Regions from separate parts of the Mus musculus genome. Here region 2 is linked to region 1. The links are chromatin loops, found by intact Hi-C in ENCODE. Cell type or tissue: heart. All regions are shown on one strand. Links, peaks and the distances in the headings refer to the core of each region. The heading gives the core; the rest is flanking DNA. Region 1 holds the start of Tet2 (tet methylcytosine dioxygenase 2). Region 2 holds the start of Cenpe (centromere protein E).

Region 1 (8,880 bases), core at 473-8,472:
AAGAAAAAAATATATAAGAATTCTGTGTTTTAAAATTCAGCAGTAAATTTAACTCCACAGGAAATGCTTATGGGAAGACAATTTTGCTCAGTTAATACAAAATCAGAAATCTGATTTATTTCTTTTCTCCTTCTGCTCTTCTGTTTACAAATAAGTAATTACCATGGGCACAGTTCAGACATAACTCCTTGCCCTTTAAGACATAAGTCCAGTGTGCAACTAGTGCTGTTAGGAGCCAGGTTCTCACTGGGAAATGGAATTGGTGGCAGTCTGTGAAAGGGTGCAGGCAGGGATACTGGGTCCTTTAAGACTAACTGCATGCCATCCCCAGCAGTCAGGCCTAATGACTAAACTAAGGTGAGGTACAGGAACCTGAATAGGAAGGGAGAGTATGGAAGTCCTGTGTTCTCCTCCTGCATTCTGATACATGGGTGTGTGCACTCAACAATCATGCCCCCACACACCTTATTTATTATTTAAGATTTATTTATTTATTTTACCTATAGGAATACACTGTAGCTGTACAGGTAGTTGTGAGCCTTCATGTGGTTGTTGGGAATTGAATTTAGGACCTCTGCTCACTCCGGTTAACCTCGCTCCGGTCGGTGCCCCACTCACTCCAGCCAAATGATTTATTTAGTATTATAAGTACACTGTTGCTGTCTTCAAACACACCAGAAGAGGGCGTCAGATCTCATTATGGGTAGTTGTGAGCCACCATGTGGTTGCTGGGATTTGAACTCAGGACCTTCGGAAGAGCAGTCAGTGCTCTTCTTACCCGATGTGCCATCTCCCCATCCCTACACACCTTATTTATAAAATAATATTTCTTATTTGTGTATGTGTGTGCATGTGTGTATCACAGCAAAATTGTAGTGGCCATATGACAACTTAGTAAATCAGTTCTCTCATTCCATCTCCACGAGGGCTCTGGAAATCAAAGCCCGGTTGCTCTACTCAGTGGCAAGCACCTTTTACATGCCTTCTAACACCTGCTGGCCAGCTTTCCAAAAGCTTCCAGAGTTTAGCCTTGAAGAGAAGTCAAGATGAAGGTCAGCACATGTGGGTCATAGTATCTGCTGCCCTTCGTTCTGGGCCAGGCTGTGGTAGGATGGGAATCCTATTACTTCCTACCCCTGGGTTAGTCCTGAGTGTGCTCTGACTCTCAATGCATCAGACATTAAATGCCGAATAGCCAGGGCAAGACTCCTGAACTATGATGAGAATTTCAGTTTCTAAATGGGGATTTTGTTTAAGACAGGGTCTCGTGTATCCCAGACTGGCCTAGAATCCAGTGTAGCCACGTGAGTATGACCATGGGCAGGTCATCCTTCCGTCCCAAGCTCCTGGATCACAGGCCTGTCACCATGGCTTGAGCTTCTCTGAGCAGAAAAGGCAGACAGAACACAGGACCAAACAACAGGCTTGCCTAGATAATCCTCGGAGGATTCCAAAGCTGGCTTCTAGGGGCACTGTAGACACTGGTGAGGCTTCAGAGGCTGCCCCTGCTAAACTTTAACTCTGACAATGACTCTGGTTTTGAGGAAGTCCTCAACAGGAATAGTATGGCTATTTTAGCTCTGGTCACTAGCTGGCAGTTTTGGATTTCCACAGGAACTCAACAGACTCTTGGCAGTGCTTGGTAAACAAATAGAAACGAGCCTGGAGAGATGGCTCCGAGGTTAAGAAAGAGCACTTGTTCTTGCAGAGGACCTAGTCTTAGTTCCCAGCACCCACACAGCAGCTCAAAATCATCTGTAACTGACTCCCACTCCTTGACCTCCTGGGCACCAGGCCAACACACAGTACACAGATATACACACCAGCAAAACACTCATACAAATAAACTAATTAATTAATAATCATAATTTTTTTAAAAGGCCAGACAAAGCAGGTGAACAAGGCAAGCTGATTTCTATTGAGTCTGTATTGGCTAGTTTTGTGTCAACTTAACACAGGCTGGAGTTATCACAGAGAAAGGAGTTTCAGTTGAGGAAATGCCTCCATGAGATCCAGCTGTAAGGCATTTTCTCAATTAGTGATCAAACAGGGAGGTCCCCTTGTGGGTGGTGCCATCTCTGGGCTGGTAGTCTTGGTTCTATAAGAGAGCAGGTTGAGCAAGCCAGGGGAAGCAAGCCAGTAAAGAACATCCCTCCATGGCCTCTGCATCAGCTCCTGCTTCCTGGCCTGCTTGAGTTTCAGTCCTGACTTCCTTTAGTGATGAACAGCAATGTGGAAGTGTGAGTTGAATAAACCCTTTCCTCCCCAACTTGCTTCTTGGTCATGATGTTTGTGCAGGAATAGAAACCCTGACTAAGACAGAGTCTAAGCCAACTGGTCTACATAGTTTCAGATGAACCAGTGCCACACAGTGAGACCCAGCCTCAAAAAGAAAAAAAAAATAATTTAAAAATAAGGTGCTGTAGAGCCCAGGTAAATATTTTGATTACTGATTTGTGAGATCACACCTTGGTAACTGTTTCTAAATGGAAGAAACATTGTTTCCTTAGAACTTACTTTAGGCAATCTTCTCTGCAACAATGTAACACAGAGTAACAATGTGCCACATAGAGGTCCTGGCCTTTCCTGTGTGAGTACATACATCTATGAGATTTTACAAAGAGGAAGTGTTTACATTTCATGAAATTAAGGGAAAATGTTATGGCTATTTGCTTCTTCTTCTTCCTTCCTTCCTTCCTTCCTTCCTTCCTTCCTTCCTTCCTTCTTCTTCCTCCTCCTCCTCCTTCTTTTCTCTCTCTCTCCTTTCTTTTCCTTCCTTTCTTCTTGAAACAATCTAACTACAATACCCAGCTAAATTCAAACTGTCAGACATCCTACTGCCTCAGACTTCTAAATGCTGTGATTGCAGGTCTGCTCTTTCTTTTCAAAATTTATGTGGTGTGTGTGTGTGTGTGTGTGTGTGTGTGTGTGAGAGAGAGAGAGAGAGAGAGAGAGAGAGAGAGAGAGTTAGAGAGAGAGTTAGTTGGTTCCAGGCCTCATTTCTAAAGAACACCCACCCACACACACACACAAAGAAAGGGTGCATTACAGACAATATAATAGTGTTAAAGTAGACTTAAGGTTGCTGTGAACGCAACCGATCCCACAGAAGAGGTTCCCAGATTACCTATTAAAACGTAACATTCAGTGACTGAAAACTTGAAGACAGGAGGAGGGTGGGTGGATGTGTGAGCACAAATTTCCTAAACTACTGTCTCATGATTCCTATGAATTTGCCTCGATCTCATCTTCAAAAGTTAATAATTACCAAAAGGAACATTTAAAATGTAAGTTTAAAAAACGGAAGTGCCAGCAGAAGAGCTGGTGCGCACAAGCCTTGAACTTCAGGGAAAACTGAGCGCTCTCTGCTTGTTCGGAATTCAGCTTCCCACAAGGCGGTTTCTTCATTACTTTACCGTACGGAGTGGAAATTTGTGCAAAATAGAGGAACTTACGGGGGCGCCTTGAACATTAGAAACTGCTGGCTTAATTCTTTCGAGTGACAAGCAGGGGCTCGGTGACACCGCTCCTCTGGGCTCTGCGAGACAGCACCCCCTGCGCGGCCCACGTGGCCAAAGTAAACAGAAGGTGGGCCTGGGCGGGGAGAGCCCCGGCGCCGCCGGATTGCTGCAGAGTGGAGACTTTAGCGCCCAGGCCCCTCTAGCTCTCCCGGCACGGCCTTTGGGGAAATGGGGAGCGGCTTGGCTGGGCGACAGGGAAGGGGGTGGCAGGGTGTGGGGGCGAGTGGGGAGACGACTGGTGAGGTGCTGGCAGCGGGAGCGCGGGGAGCCAGGGGCCCCTGGAGCGCGCAGGAGGGCGCAGAGTTTCCAAGTGCCTACGCGGCCCCCGCGGGAGACAGAGGCGCGGAGGCCGCCCACGCGTGGGTGTGCGGCCGGCGGCACCCGGGGCTCAGGAAAGGCCGGGGAGGAGCCGAGCAGAGGAGGTCCCCTAGCCCCCCGCGAGGGAGTGAGCGCGCAGCCGGGACTCGCCGCGCCCCCGCGAGGGAGCGAGCGCACGGCCCCGGGTCCCGCCGCGTCCCCGCGAGGGAGCGAACGCACGGCCCCGGGTCCCGCCGCGCCTCCGCGAGGGAGCGAGCACACGGCCCCGGGTCCCGCCGCGTCCCCGCGAGGGAGCGAGCGCACGGCCCCGGGTCCCGCCGCGCCTCCGCGAGGGAGCGAGCGCACGGCCCGCTCCCGCGCTCGCGCCCGCTCCGCTCGCATGCCAGTCACGTCCGCCCCCTCGGCGGCCGCCTGAGAGCCGGCCCCGCCGAGCCTAGAGAACAGACGTCAAACTGCCTTATGAATATTGATGCGGAGGCGAGGCTGCTTTCGTAGAGGAGCAGAAGGAAGCAAGATGGCTGCCCTGTAGGATTTGTTAGAAAGGAGACCCGGCTGCGACGGCGGTGGACTGCGAGGCTGAGGGACCAGAACCAGGTCAGAGCGCTGAGGTCCGCGCCTGTCTCTCTCTCTCTCTCTTTCTTTCCTCGCTCTTGACGGCTGCGGAATGGTCCCTTTCCAATCTCCCTCTCTTTCTCTCGGCCTTGCGGGGACTGTCATGTCACCCACAAATACTAAGAGGGAAGAGGGAAGCCTCACAAATTACAGGAGCTTCTTCAACATGGCTGACAAATATAGTTTTAATTCAGCACCCCCTTCTCCTGCGACCTGCACTTCTGTGGTCCCTTCTTCCTGCTAATGCGTGTCTCCCCTCTGTACCCAGAAAACTTACCTTTGTACCTCCCACCAGCCGCTCTTCTGGCCTTTTAGTCTCAGGAAAGTGAGTGTTTTCTTGGGGCTGCCTTCCTGAAAGAGTTCATCTTTGGGGACCACCACTTTCTCTTTTGATCCTCCTCTCCCCTGTTCTTAGTATAAGTCCAGGGAGCCCCTAGTTCATCCTCAGACACCCCGGAAAGAACACTGACCCGGTGTGTTTGACTCTTTTATCTCCAGTAGTGCTTGTTTGGGTCCTGTTCTGGGTTTGTGTCTCTGGCTTCCAACACGTTTGTCCCCTCGTGGACTACACTAGACAGATGTCACAGTGTGTAGATTCAGGATCCACTACGTGGAGGGCTTTTTTTTTTTTTTCCATTCTTTCTTTTTTTCTCTTGAGTCCTCGCGTTTTGTTATTGGCGCTAAGTGAGAGGGGAAAGAATAGTTTCTCTGCTCCCTGAAACAAGACCAGAACCCACTTTTCTCAAGGTTCACAAGCTCAGAGTGGGCTGTGCCTTCCAGTTTGGGAAATGTGTGTAAGAGAATCTGTGCAAATCTGTGTGTTGGCTTTGTGCTGCCCCCGAATCAGCTCGTTCTGTTCCCCTTAAGTGACAGGCACACACAAAGGCAGGCGCAGGCCGGGGGAGGGGGCGGGCGAAGCGTTTGGAGTTGGAGAAGGCAAGGTCAGGGGCGCCCGAAGAAATGAAACCCAATCCCAGAGAAGATCTCTAACAAGTCCCATCCCAAATTTCCTTCACTCTGGCACTCACTCTTTTATTTGGTCGTTCACAAACACCCCTCCTCACTCTTCACTCAGAGCTTGACTCTCTTCCCTAGACCTGCTTGCTAACTGTTAGAAAGCTTATAGGGTTTCTTCTATGGAGAGTTTTCTACGTTTGGCGAAACCAAGTGAGGCCTGGCCAGACTCTTGAGAAGGTCCTGTTAAAAGACATGATACTTGCTTGTTAATGGCTTAATTGATAGATTTTGTTTGCTTTGAGCAATTTTTGGAATAGAATTAGGTTTGTTTGTTTGTTTGTTTTGTTGTTTTTCCCAAGTTGTTTGCTTAAAATTTAGCAAAATGTTGTGGTGTTTGTCTATCTGGGGAGCAGAATAAATCTGTAGATTTAAAAATCACAAGTCACATACTGTACTTTGCTCTAATTAGGATTATAATGCTAAAATTCATACTCAGAATTCATCAGCAAAGAACCATCATAAGGATAAGATTACATGTACGGGAAGTTGGGATTCACAGAGAAAATATATTGGTTTGGTTTAAGACTGTGGGTATTGTAGCCTAGCTAATGAAATCATTACATTTGCATTTTAATGGAAAGTTGAAATACTGAAGAGGAGTTGCATTCTTCTCCATGTCTGTATGTGTGTTTTATAATGTGTTTTGAGTACAATATAAATTACAACATAATAAATATTATTTTTAAAAATTTTATTAAGCAGAACAGTGTTTGTGAAAGATTGGGGCTTAAACTTAAGATCAGTATGGGTTGATCTGATTACAGGGTAGAGGGAAAGGCATGTCACTGCATAAATCAAGTTTCCAAACCCTTAGGAGTTCACTTTACAAGTCTTTCTGATTTGGTTCTCAGAAATGAGAACTGTGGCTAAGTTTGCTTAAGGCTGGGTACTAGGGACTCATTCACATGACCAGAGGGTAAAACATTACTCATCCCTGAACAGAGCAGTTCATTGGCTCTGACTTGCCCTGAAGTGGTAGAGGAAACAGAGCTTTTTTTCCCCCCTCCCATAAATGTCTATTGTTGGTTGAGAAAACTGTGGTCAACTATTCCAGCAATCTAGAATTAAAAATAAGTAATTTGTTTCACTAGTAGACCAGTGTGTCATGACTTCTTTGTGGGGAACTTTTCAGATTCATGATATGCCCTCAAACTACACAAAAGTGTTTTCCATTCCAATCAATAAGAATGCTTAAGTTGGCTTATTTTTTATGTTATCATAGAGGCCTACTCTTTCTTGCAGTGAAGTTTGATTCTTATTGCTTGGTGCATTTTAGTTTTGTGCTGAAAACAGCTGTAATATTACTTTAAGGGTCTCAGGGAAATTTTGTACATCATTGAACACTCTGAATAAAAAGAAACACTTTCTCATTTCTTAGAGAAATTATTTAAACAAACATGGGATGGGGAGTCTACAGTAGCCTTTCATTTACTATGTGTGTTAAAGTTCCACCTAAGTATTCCAAAAGTTCTTAAGAGTTGTTTTAGTTGATTTTACTTCAGAAAAAAACTATTAAAACAGTAACAAGATTGGTACCTTTAAAAGATACATTGTTTCCTCAGCACTTGGGGAAACAGAGTCAGGCGAATTTCTGAGTCCCAGGCCAGCCTGGTTTAAAAAGTGAGTTCCAGGACAGCCAGGGCTATACAGAGAAACCCTGTCTCGAAAAACCAAAAAAAAAAAAAAAAAAAAAGATACATTGTTTCATCTCATCACATCTTGAACAAATGCAGAAATAAGTTGGACCCAGGCTTTGATTTATTTACACTCTCTTACTTGTCAAGTATTCTTTAAGGCTTTCACTAGATTTACTGTTTAAGTCTGTTCTGGGAACCAGGGTGATGGTGTAGTTTTCATGTGGTGACATATGCCCTGCATACTGGCATCACCAACACTTCTCCTGCAATGTGCACACCTGCTTTGGACTCTTTAGGGTGACTTCCACAGTCCTCATTGGCTGCTGGGTTTGTGTTTCTTTTTGGTTTCATTTGTTGAAGCTAGAAATTCCATATCAATTTCTCTAGCTCCACCCAGACCCTGTTGCAAACCAAGTGCCAATATTTCCTTGTTTGCTGGCCTCATTTGGAAACCTTTCTTAAGAATCACTGATATATCTGAAAGAAACTCTATTTTCCATCATTACCCAAGCAAATTAGTCAATTTAGAAATAAAATTGTCATCACATAAAATGTTCTAGAAATGTCTGAGCTCAAGTCTGTCATCTTAGAACTTGGCAAGCTGAGACAGGAAGATTGCTTTAAAAAAATTAGAGCTAACTTGGGCAATGAGACACCTCAAACAAACAAACAAACAAACAAACAAACAAGGAGATGATGTGAAATGCCAGTATTTTAGGCTACCTGGTATTTTATACTAGATCTGATTTTATGCTGCCATCACTCCTAATTTTTCAATTATTTTAAAAAAGATTTGTTTTCTGCGTATGAGTGTTTGCTTGCATACGTATGTGTACTGCACACACACCTGGTACCTCTGGAATCCAGAAGAGGATGTTGATTCCCCTGGATCTGGGGTCAGGTAGTTGTTAGTGGCACATGGGTACTGCTTGAAGCCCAGATCCTCTGCCAAGAGCAGTGAGAGTGCCTAACTGCTGAGCCATCTCTCCATCCTCAAACTTCATAATCTTACATGGCTTAGTACTTGAAGACTTAATATAATTGTTTCTTGAATGGGATACTATTGATTCATTAAAATTATGCTTTCTCAAAGAAGACGCTGCCATTGAATAGCAATTCCTAGGAGCAGCAACAGACCAAAGCCAGCAGCAGGAAAATGTCTTGTAAGCCAGCTTTACAGTTGGAGCCTTAACTGTGGGAGAGTCCAGTTGCCAAGCAGAGCTGGTGGTTATCTTGGAAACTGTGCTGGAGAACACAGCCACAGTGATTTTTGCCAAACACGCAGTATTTACTTGGGTCTAGTGCTCTGGTTTTTATTACAGTTTACTGCCAAAACTAAGTGACTACTGTGACATTATTGAATGAGGTTGTACAGTGCATCTGTTGGTGTGTGTAGGGTCTGGCAGGGGAGGAGGCGCAGCCAGAGCACGTGTATCACTGTGACCATCAGCAGAGCACGTGTATCACTGTGACCATCAGCAGGAAGACTTGTGTGCACTTGGTTCTTGCTTGTTTCCAAGTGTATTCTGACTATAATAGGGACATTGCAGAAAATTCCGGGCTTAAGATAGATGTATCATCCTTCTCAACAGAATTCATCTTGAGTTGCCATTTCCGATGTAGCAAATTCTCAGTTTTGACTTTCTCCACTTGTTATAAAGAGTATTTAAGGGGTTGGAAAGAAGGCTCAGCAGTTAAGAATACTTTGCTCAATCATAAGGATGGGAGTTTGAATCCTACTACCTATACCGAGTGGCTTACAAACACTTATTAAC
Region 2 (8,880 bases), core at 288-8,287, 1.7 Mb before region 1:
AATCTCTTAAACATACTGTTTTACCTTTAAAAAATATATTAGTATATTAAACAGTTGTTTACTAGGAAGCATTTTATTTTCTATACTTCTGTGCTCAAAATGTTGTCTTCCTAGTTTTAATAAGATGACCACCTAGGGTCTGGGAAAATAGCTCAATTTAGAACACCTTTGCAGTTCAGGTTGGCCTTGAACTCCTGACCCCTTATCTTCAGATTATAGAGTGCAGGGATTGGAGGTCACCACCACCAGGCTAGGAAGCAACGGATGCCATCATAAACTTACCAAATTGGAAAGATTTACCCCCATCGCTCTGATAAATAGCGTTTTTATCTGTTTTCCAGTAAATGTGGGTGGCTTCTCCAAGTTCTTCTTCTCTGGAAGAACGGAATGCTACATTTTAGTACGTGATTCTGGTGGTCACATAACAGGAGGGGTAATTTACAACATTTCATGTCCTAAGGAATAGCAGTAACATACAGCGTCTACTCTGGAAAGGTTGGGACTCAACTCTCCTAAATGGGGCTCAAGGTCTGCTTCTCGCCAGTCCCTACTGAAGCCCTCCACTCGAAGTACCCAGCAATGGAAGAACAGTTCAGGGTGTGACTCTCATTATGTATTAGGACCCTTTTCTAGGGGTGTCTGACTTTTCACATAAGACATAATTTTGTCATCTACAAAGGAAGGAAATGGAAAACACCTCAAGTCAGTTTGAAAAGAAAACAAAAATCTTCCTTTCCTGGCAGGAAAGTTCCCACTGGAGGCTTTAAAACAAAACAAAAGCTTTTTTTTTTTTTTTTTTTTTTGGGTTTGGTTTGGTCTGGTTTGATTTATTTCTTAAAGATTATAATTCTTTTTTTCTGCAAACTGCCAGCTCTGAGAGAGTAGGGTGCAGTTTAGTGGCCACCACCTCCTCTGACATCTCACCTGCCCAGAAAAATGCAGAAGACCTAGGGTGCCTACCAAGCCCAGTGCCTTCCCCCTTTTTTTGAAATGTCAACTTCACAGCTGACTGAGCCTTGCAGAGGTGCAGAGTCATGACATCACCAGACAGTCCACATGCAGAGAGGGCTGGCAGTGTTCTGAGTGTGGCACAAAGACTGGAAAACTGAGAGCTACTGAGCTGGGGAAAGATCTTGTATTACCGGAGAACCTTGCAATACAAAGTTTCAAAAATCTGGGTAGTGGTGGCACACACTTTTAATTCCAGCACTAGGGAGGCAGAGGCAGGTGGATCTCTATGAATTGGAGGCTAGCCTGGTCTATGGAACTGAGTTCCTGGATAGCCAGGGCTACACAGTGAAACCCCATCTCAAAACACCTCCACCACCCAACCAAAACCGACCAACCGCCCCCCCCCCCAACCAAATAAACAAACAAAAATTAAAAAAAAAAACCCAAACCTCTTGCAAAATGAAGATTTAAGTAATATAATTTTATGTTTAACTATATTCATAACTATCTTTGTCTGCATAGGCTCTACTTCCTCTCTGAAATCTTTAAAAAAAACAAAAAAACTTCTGGAATCTTCCGGAATACTTGACATGCCCTAAATCCCCTGAACTATGTCACTAATCTCTTTCTGTTCTTTACTTTGAGACATTGTCTCACCTTGTTGGCCTGGAACTCACTAGGTAGCCCAGGCTGGTCTACAACTAAGATACACCTCCCTCTGTCTTCTGAGTGCTGGGGTTAAAGGCCTGTGCCACCATGACAGACACCACTAATCTCTTCAGTGCCACCTTCCTCTAAATTCCTATTCGTACCAAACACCACATCAGTCAAGCAATCTGGAAGTTGAATCTCTGTGATCTATCCATCAATGAACCACCTATTCTGTAGTGTTAGCGTTTTCCTGACACCAGGTACCCCATGTCTCTGAAGGCCCAGTGGCTCTTTCAACATTCTGCACAGTTTTGTTTTGTTTTTCTTTTTTTTTTCTGTGTATCGTTAACGGCTTATGTCTATAGATATACTGTTTTAGTTTGCTTTGTGCTGCTGTGATAAAATATCATGACCAAAAGCAACTTGGAGTGGAAAAGGTTTATATCAAAAGCAACTTGGAACGGAGAAGGTTTATATCAGCCTACACTTCCAGCCCCAGGGAAAGTCAGGGCAGGGTCGCAAGCAGGAGTGGAGGCAGAATTCATGAAGCACATTGTTTATTGTCTTGCTCTCTCTGGGTTTTGCCTACGTAGCTGTCTTACACAGCCTTGAGTTCCATGAGTAAGAATGGAACCACCCAGACTGGCCTAAGCACTGCCCATATCAACCAGGAACTAAGATTCCACCACAAGGACATGCCCACTGGCCAACTTCATCCAGGTAGTCCTCCAATGGAGACTCCCTTAGATATAGCTGGCTGTCAAGTCAACAGCTAATGCTAACTAGGAGCCAGCTTTTTCCCAAATTAGGGAAGGAACTTAAATGCAAGAAATAATCAATTTTGAGAATCTCGCCTATCGACCACCCGTTTAATACCAATTTCTCAAGCTTTAGCATCTCTAGCTGAAGGCCAGAAGCCAGCAAACCCAGTAGACTTCATCAACCCCCTCTTGTCTTTTCTTTCTGGCATTCCCGACCTTTTCCCACTACTGAACATTCACTGTCTCCGTCCATCAGGCGAGGACGGCAGTGTCCCCTGAGCAGAACTACGCGCAGTCGGACCGTGTTTTCGGGGAAACGGAGTCCTGCACCCGGGTGTCGGTGTGACTCGGGGCAGCGCGGGCTGGGACGCAGGTCCCCACGCCGCCCCAGGCCGCCTACCTGCTGTTGAGGGGTCGCACACGAACACAGACAGCCACTGAAGCCTCCTCGGCCATCCTGTCCGCTGCAGACTAAGGGAAACGAAGGAGAGCAACGGCGCCGACCGAGCTCCCGGGCCGCCCCGCCTTTAAGTTTAAAATGTCCTCAAGGTTGCAGCGGATTGGGTGGCGCAGCGTCATGACGTCACGGGACAGTCCAAGTGCTGCGGCGAGTGGGGGTTGCGGGGGGAAAGGCGGGGCGAGTCCATGGATGGGGAAGGCGGGGGAGACTCAGAGATCCCGGAACTGAGAGCCTCAGAACTCAGCTGGAGAGAAGTTTTGTGTTAGAGTCACGCCTGCAGAACAAAAGAATTATAATCTTAAAAAACAAACAAACAAGAACTCCAGACTAGACCAAACCAAAAAAAGCTTTCGTTTTGTTTTAAAGCCTCCAATGGGAACTCACTGCCCAGCCAGGAAAGGAAGATTTTCTTTTCTTTTGGAACTGCTTTGAGGCGTTGTTGTTTCTTTTCTTTAACTTTCATTTCTCTGGACGGTGAGTGTAAGAGCCTCATGTAAGGGAGAGAATCATTGACACCTGGGAAAATGTTGTGGGGACATGACAGTGCTGCACACTAGAGCATGGATTACCCGAGAAATCCCCAGTACTAGGCATGGAACACTTCTTTTCATGTTGGTTAGAGTAATCCAAGAGGCTCCCAAAATAATAAAGCTACGCCTTAGGGACGAGGCTTCTAGCTCAGAAACAGCTGGAATTTTCTAATTCCCGACAAGTCTGAAGTATGTGGTGTCTCCAGGCAACAATGACTTAACCTTCAGCCTCAGGGAGGCAACCAAGGACAATTTGGGGATGTCAGTTCTCTCCTACCACTAGGTTCTAGGGATTCAACTTTAGCTTGGCAGCCAGTGACTTTACTCACTGAGCTATCTTCCCTGCCCTGTTTTAACTTTTTTTTTTTTTTTTAAAGTGGGCAAATATATATTTAGCTGTAGGGAACAAACTTATGAAGGGGAAGAAATGTTATGTCATTAAAGGCTCAGAGGCAAGGAAGGGATTTTTTAGAGCAAGAGTATTATTTTCACAGCTGTGATTTTGTCACACTGTCTTTGCTAACATTATATAGCAGGCAGTATTTATTAAAGATTGACTGTATTCCACTATATGATCTATGCTGTTCATCAAGAGATAATTATTAGAAGGAAAAAGAGAGGGACTGAGAGGGTAGCAGAAGAGGTGAATTTGACAAAAGGACGTAATATTCAGGTATGAAAATGTCATAACAAAATGAAACGTCTTGTACAATTAATATACACTAATGAGAAAGAGATGGTGCTTGATGGTTCAAGGCCAATGGGGGCAGTTTAATCAGTCTCACAATAACTGAAAAGGGGGCCGGAGCTGGGGAATCCTGCATCATTCTGTTCAATTCCTAACAGTACAGAAAAAGAGATATTCATTGTGAAACTGTTTTATGTTGTGCTTTTTTTTTTCAAACCCAGATACCAATTGTTTGATTTTACCAAAGAAGCCTAGGGAGCCAGATGCTGGGTATAAAAGCCTGCTAGCTCAGAGAGTCAGAGGAAGCACCCCGCTGACCCTCCTCCTCAGCTGATGTTCCAAAAGGAAGCTCTCCTTCTCAAAAACCCCTCAATTTCCCTTCTATTTCCTGTGCGTCTCTCTATCCGTCCTCCTGACTTCCTCTTATTTTCCATTAATAGTCCTGTTCTAAGTAAATCCAAATGGCTGTGATCAAAGGTGTGTGCTAGGGCTGACCCACACCACAACTACAAACAGATGTTTTCCAGTAAATAACCCAATCTTGGGGTTCTCAGTGTGATCAAATGTCCTGCAACAATGTTGAATATTTTTCCAGGCTTAGAAAACAACAAGCATGACTACAGCAGAGTATATGTGGCTTCTTATTCTTTTAGAAGCGGTAGTAATACGCACAAGTATCTCTGTCTCTCCCAGGGTAGAGAGAACAAAAGACATTAGTGAGCATGAGAGCTTCTCATGAAAGGCACTCTTGTGGAAGAAGCAGGCAGTGCATAATAAATAGCAACATAACGATTGCATTCTTTAGAAATCATCTTTATTGATACGAAAGCGGAGGGAAAGTTCTCTGTTATAACTAAGGAACTGAAAGCTTGATACATTGGGATAGCTGCTAGTCAGAGCCATAGGGGTTTACTTAGAAGTTCACAAGAACAGAGGGGCTGCACTCAAACAAGTGGATATTCATTAGGTATCATAGTTTAAACTAGACTTTTTACTCCAAAGACACGATCTTAGCTAATGTTGTCATTGTATCATGTGTAGGTCTGTACTGGCTGGTTTTGTGTCAACTTGACACAACTGGAGTTATCACAGAGAAAGGAGCTTCAGTTGAGGAAATGCCTCCATGAGATACAACTGTAAGGCATTTTCTCAATTAGTGATCAAAGGGGGAAAGGCCCCTTGTGGGTGGGACCATCTCTGGGCTGGTAGTCTTCCTCTGGCAGGCCGAGCAAGCCAGAGGAAGCAAGCCAGTAAAGAACATCCCTCCATGGCCTCTGCATCAGCTCCTGCTTCCTGACCTGTTTGAGTTCCTGACCCTGACTTCCTTGATGATAAACAGCAATATGGAATTGTAAGCTGAATAAACCCTTTCCTCCCCAACTTGCTTCTTGTATCATTCTTGTTTGTGTAGGAATAGAAACTCTGACTAAGACAAGGTCCAAGTTATTTTTTTTTTCAGAGTCATCTGGATAACAAGGACAGAAGACACATTTGAGCATTCGTTCGCTCTTGCTGCTGTTGCTTTATGAAAGGAGCTTAATTTTGCTTCAGTGTTAGAATTTCTTTTTTTCGAGACAGGGTTTCTCTGTATAGCCCTGGCTGTCCTGGAACTCACTTTGTAGACCAGGCTGGCCTTGAACTCAGAAATCCGCCTGCCTCTGCCTCCGGAGTGCCGGTATTAAAGGCGTGCGCCACCACGCCCGGCTCAGTGTTAGAAAAAAATTAGCAAAGTGCCTGATGTTGACGCGGCACACCTACCTCCTTCCCAGTACCTCAGAGAAAGAGGCAGGTGGATCTTTGTGCATTTCAGGATAGCCTGGTCTATAGAGCTAGTTCCAGAACAGGACAGCCAAAGATAGACAGACAAAACCTGTCTGAATGTGGTGGCTCATACCTTTAATCCCACCCCTTGGGAGACAGAGGCAGGTGGGTCTCTGTGAGTTCAAGGACAGCCTGGTCTCCTGAGCTAGTTCCAGGACAGCCTGGGTTACACAGAAGAACCCCATCCATGACCACTTTGACTGCTGAACTGGAATCAGTTGCTAACCCAGCCCCAGACTCAGCTTCCTTGAGTACCTGGGACACATAGGTGTCTCTGTAAGGCTTCCTTCTTGTGAGTCTAGCAGGTTTCTCAACCTCTGGACCTCTCAAAGGCAGAGCCTGAAGGAGGGTTAAAGCATAGCATGACCCTCCCCACCCCCAAGGCACGTGGAGATAAATCTCAGAGACCTTGGTTGGAAGGTGCACTAGAAATGTTCCTAGGCAAACTCTTCTTTCACCGAGCCTTGAGGCTGAAGGACTTGCATGGCCTTCATGACAAGAAGGCTTGACCTATCCTTGTCTGCTAGCTTCTGATGTTTGGACACTTGGACACCCTTCTTGGCTCCCATCGTTTCCTGCTGAAATAGGAGTCTGTAGATCATAACCTGGTTCTTCTTGGGCAACAACACCATAGTGGCTGTGGAGTTGAAGGCTGAGGTAGAAAAGCTCAGTTTATGTTGCTGTAACTAAACTAGCTGCCAGCGGCAGCTTATGGGAAAGAAGATTTGTGTTGGCTCATACTTTCAGAGTCTCAGTTCATCGGGTGGGAAGAGCAAAGCAACGTTGATGCAGAAGAAGAATGTAGCAAGGGCTACTCACATCATGGCCGATCACCTGGCAGGGAGGGAGGTTAGACACAGGAACGGTACAACCGTCAGGGGCCTCACTCACAAGACTTACATTTAACATTTAAGACTCCGCTCCTACAGGCTCCGAAACTTCCCAAAACTGTGCCTCCAGCCAGATACCAAGTAGTCAAATTGTGATCTTGTGAGGAAACTTTTGATTCAAAGCTTAAAAACAATTTTCTCTTAAAATGTGCTTGTTAAGTGATTGTCAGCCTCCCAGTTGATGGCAAGCCCATCCTTCCTGTTATCTAGGACAACTATGGCGTAGTGGTGTGCAGCTCACACTCTTTGCTATTAACGTCTATGATCAGCATACGTGGACATTCTTTAAGGGTTGCCACAGATACTCCAGAGCATAACCATCTCTGACTGCTTCTACTGATGACTGGTCCATGGATGTCTCTATGTGTCGACTCCTACCCATTTCCACTGTTGGTCTACTCTCAGTGAAACAACTTCAGTGACTTTAAAAACATGTCAGTCATGTCACTGTCTCCAGACACCCAGTGTTCCCTCTTTACTCTCATTCCCTTGAGGATGAAACTCAGACTCTTCTAGTGGTGCCCAGATCCTGATCGGTTTCCTTCTCTCTCTCCGTCTTTCTTTTTTGGGGTGTTTGTGTGGGACATTGGACCTAGGGCCTCACACTATGATAGACACATGCCACATGGCCTAAGCTACATTTGCAGTCCTCACGTTGGCTCCTGGCTATGCCCTGGCCTCACTTCCTATTACTCTCTTGTATCTCTCCTTTTGGTACACACTGGAGAACAGACCCCTATCCTCTTCACTGGCTGTTCTATGTGGCAGACAGGCTGCTGCCCAGATAGGCTGCTTCCATGTGAGTCTAGGCTCTCCACAAACATACCTTCTTGGAGCTTATTCTCTGTACAAAATAACAGCTCCCATGTCTCCTGCTTCTGTTTTGTTCTTCTTTATACACTTTATTTATAACCTTCAGAAATAACATTCAAAAAATTTATGTCTATAAAATTGGTGTCCTCATTCTAGAATATCAGTTCAATGAATTCCTCAAGTAGCTTTTTTCCCCTTGTTCTCTGTACCAGGAGTTTTACAACGTTGCTCATTCATATAATTAAAAATACATGAATCTTAGTTTCCCACAGGCTGAAGATACTAGTTAGTGGATAAAAATAGTATATGAAGTGGAATCTATTAATTGTAGATTTATTTTGGTTGTCATATTGTGAGCTTGTCTGTACTCTTCCACTTTCTTTGCTAAACTGTAAAACAGAAGGCAGTGGTCAGGAGAGGCAAAGGGGTTAACTAATAATGCACGTGATGTTATGATACATCTAGAAAGAGACCCTTTTTCCTTTGTATAGATTTATATTATTATATTTGAAAATAATGACCGGGTTTTATTTTTCTCTTTTATTTAAAATATATATACTTTTTTCTCATACCATATATCCTAATTACAGTTTCCCTCCCTCTCCTTCTCCCAGTTCCTCCATACCTTCTCTCCTCTCCAGATCCACTCTTTCTGGAGAGAGATCCATAAAATGTGCATACATGCTATTTTCTTAAAGGTAATTGTTATTAACCTTTGTCATAAGATTAATGCTTGTATATAAATACCATTCAAATACCAAAAGAGTCAAAGTGAGAAATATTCCTAAATCTGATGCTTAAAGGTATTATTAGTTTGCCCACCATAGGCAACTGTGCAGTTTTCAAAACAATCTGGAGTAATTTACATGCATGTATGTAATGTTTCACTTATTTCCATATAAATAGATTCTTCTATGGTGTTCTGTGCTGAAAATGTGTGGTGCTATGTGGGTACTTTCATCCCCTCTAAGAAGGGAAAGTGAATTTCCGAGACAAGTTGATTTATTTCCCCAAGTTCATTTCTTTCCCCAACCAAGTTGTTTTCTTTTGCTGAAACTGCAGAGGGCACTGCAGCCCTTCCAGAACCACCATGACACATGTGGGCAGCGCCCTGAAGTCCTTGTGTGGCACAAGTCTAAGGATGTAGAGACGCTTACTGTATCAAGATATATATCAATTCACATTATTTGTGCTCATGTATTTTATACATTGTATATAAATTTAATCGTTGTATGTATTTATAACATTCCAGCACCTTGAATAGGAGTGATGTTGGTTATAAGTTATCATTCCTAATTTCCAAAGCATAAGTCTT

What was found. A loop is a pair of places that touch in the nucleus more often than their neighbours do. Peaks named below come from ENCODE experiments on the same cell type or tissue, not always from the same donor. Only the 100,000 strongest peaks of a DNase experiment are listed, where the experiment ranks them.
Region 2: a loop joins it to region 1, with 3.0 times the contacts of the local background. A loop is called at or near these places in 3 of 42 quality-filtered maps.

The regions. Positions count from the first base shown.
Region 1 is chr3:133,539,753-133,548,632 of GRCm38, reverse strand. It overlaps Tet2 (tet methylcytosine dioxygenase 2), which reads left to right and starts at 4,243. Exons shown (of 11, transcript NM_001040400.2): 1 at 4,243-4,433. In heart, for the core only: no CTCF peak of the experiment used is centred there; DNase peaks (open chromatin) are centred at 3,792, 4,262, 5,312 and 8,352; H3K4me3 peaks cover 3,289 bases; H3K27ac peaks cover 2,442 bases.
Region 2 is chr3:135,206,598-135,215,477 of GRCm38, reverse strand. It overlaps Cenpe (centromere protein E), which reads right to left and starts at 2,915. Exons shown (of 46, transcript NM_173762.4): 1 at 2,764-2,915; 2 at 283-374. The coding sequence starts at 2,819. In heart, for the core only: a CTCF peak has its summit at 3,628; a DNase peak (open chromatin) is centred at 2,947; H3K4me3 peaks cover 2,378 bases; H3K27ac peaks cover 1,740 bases.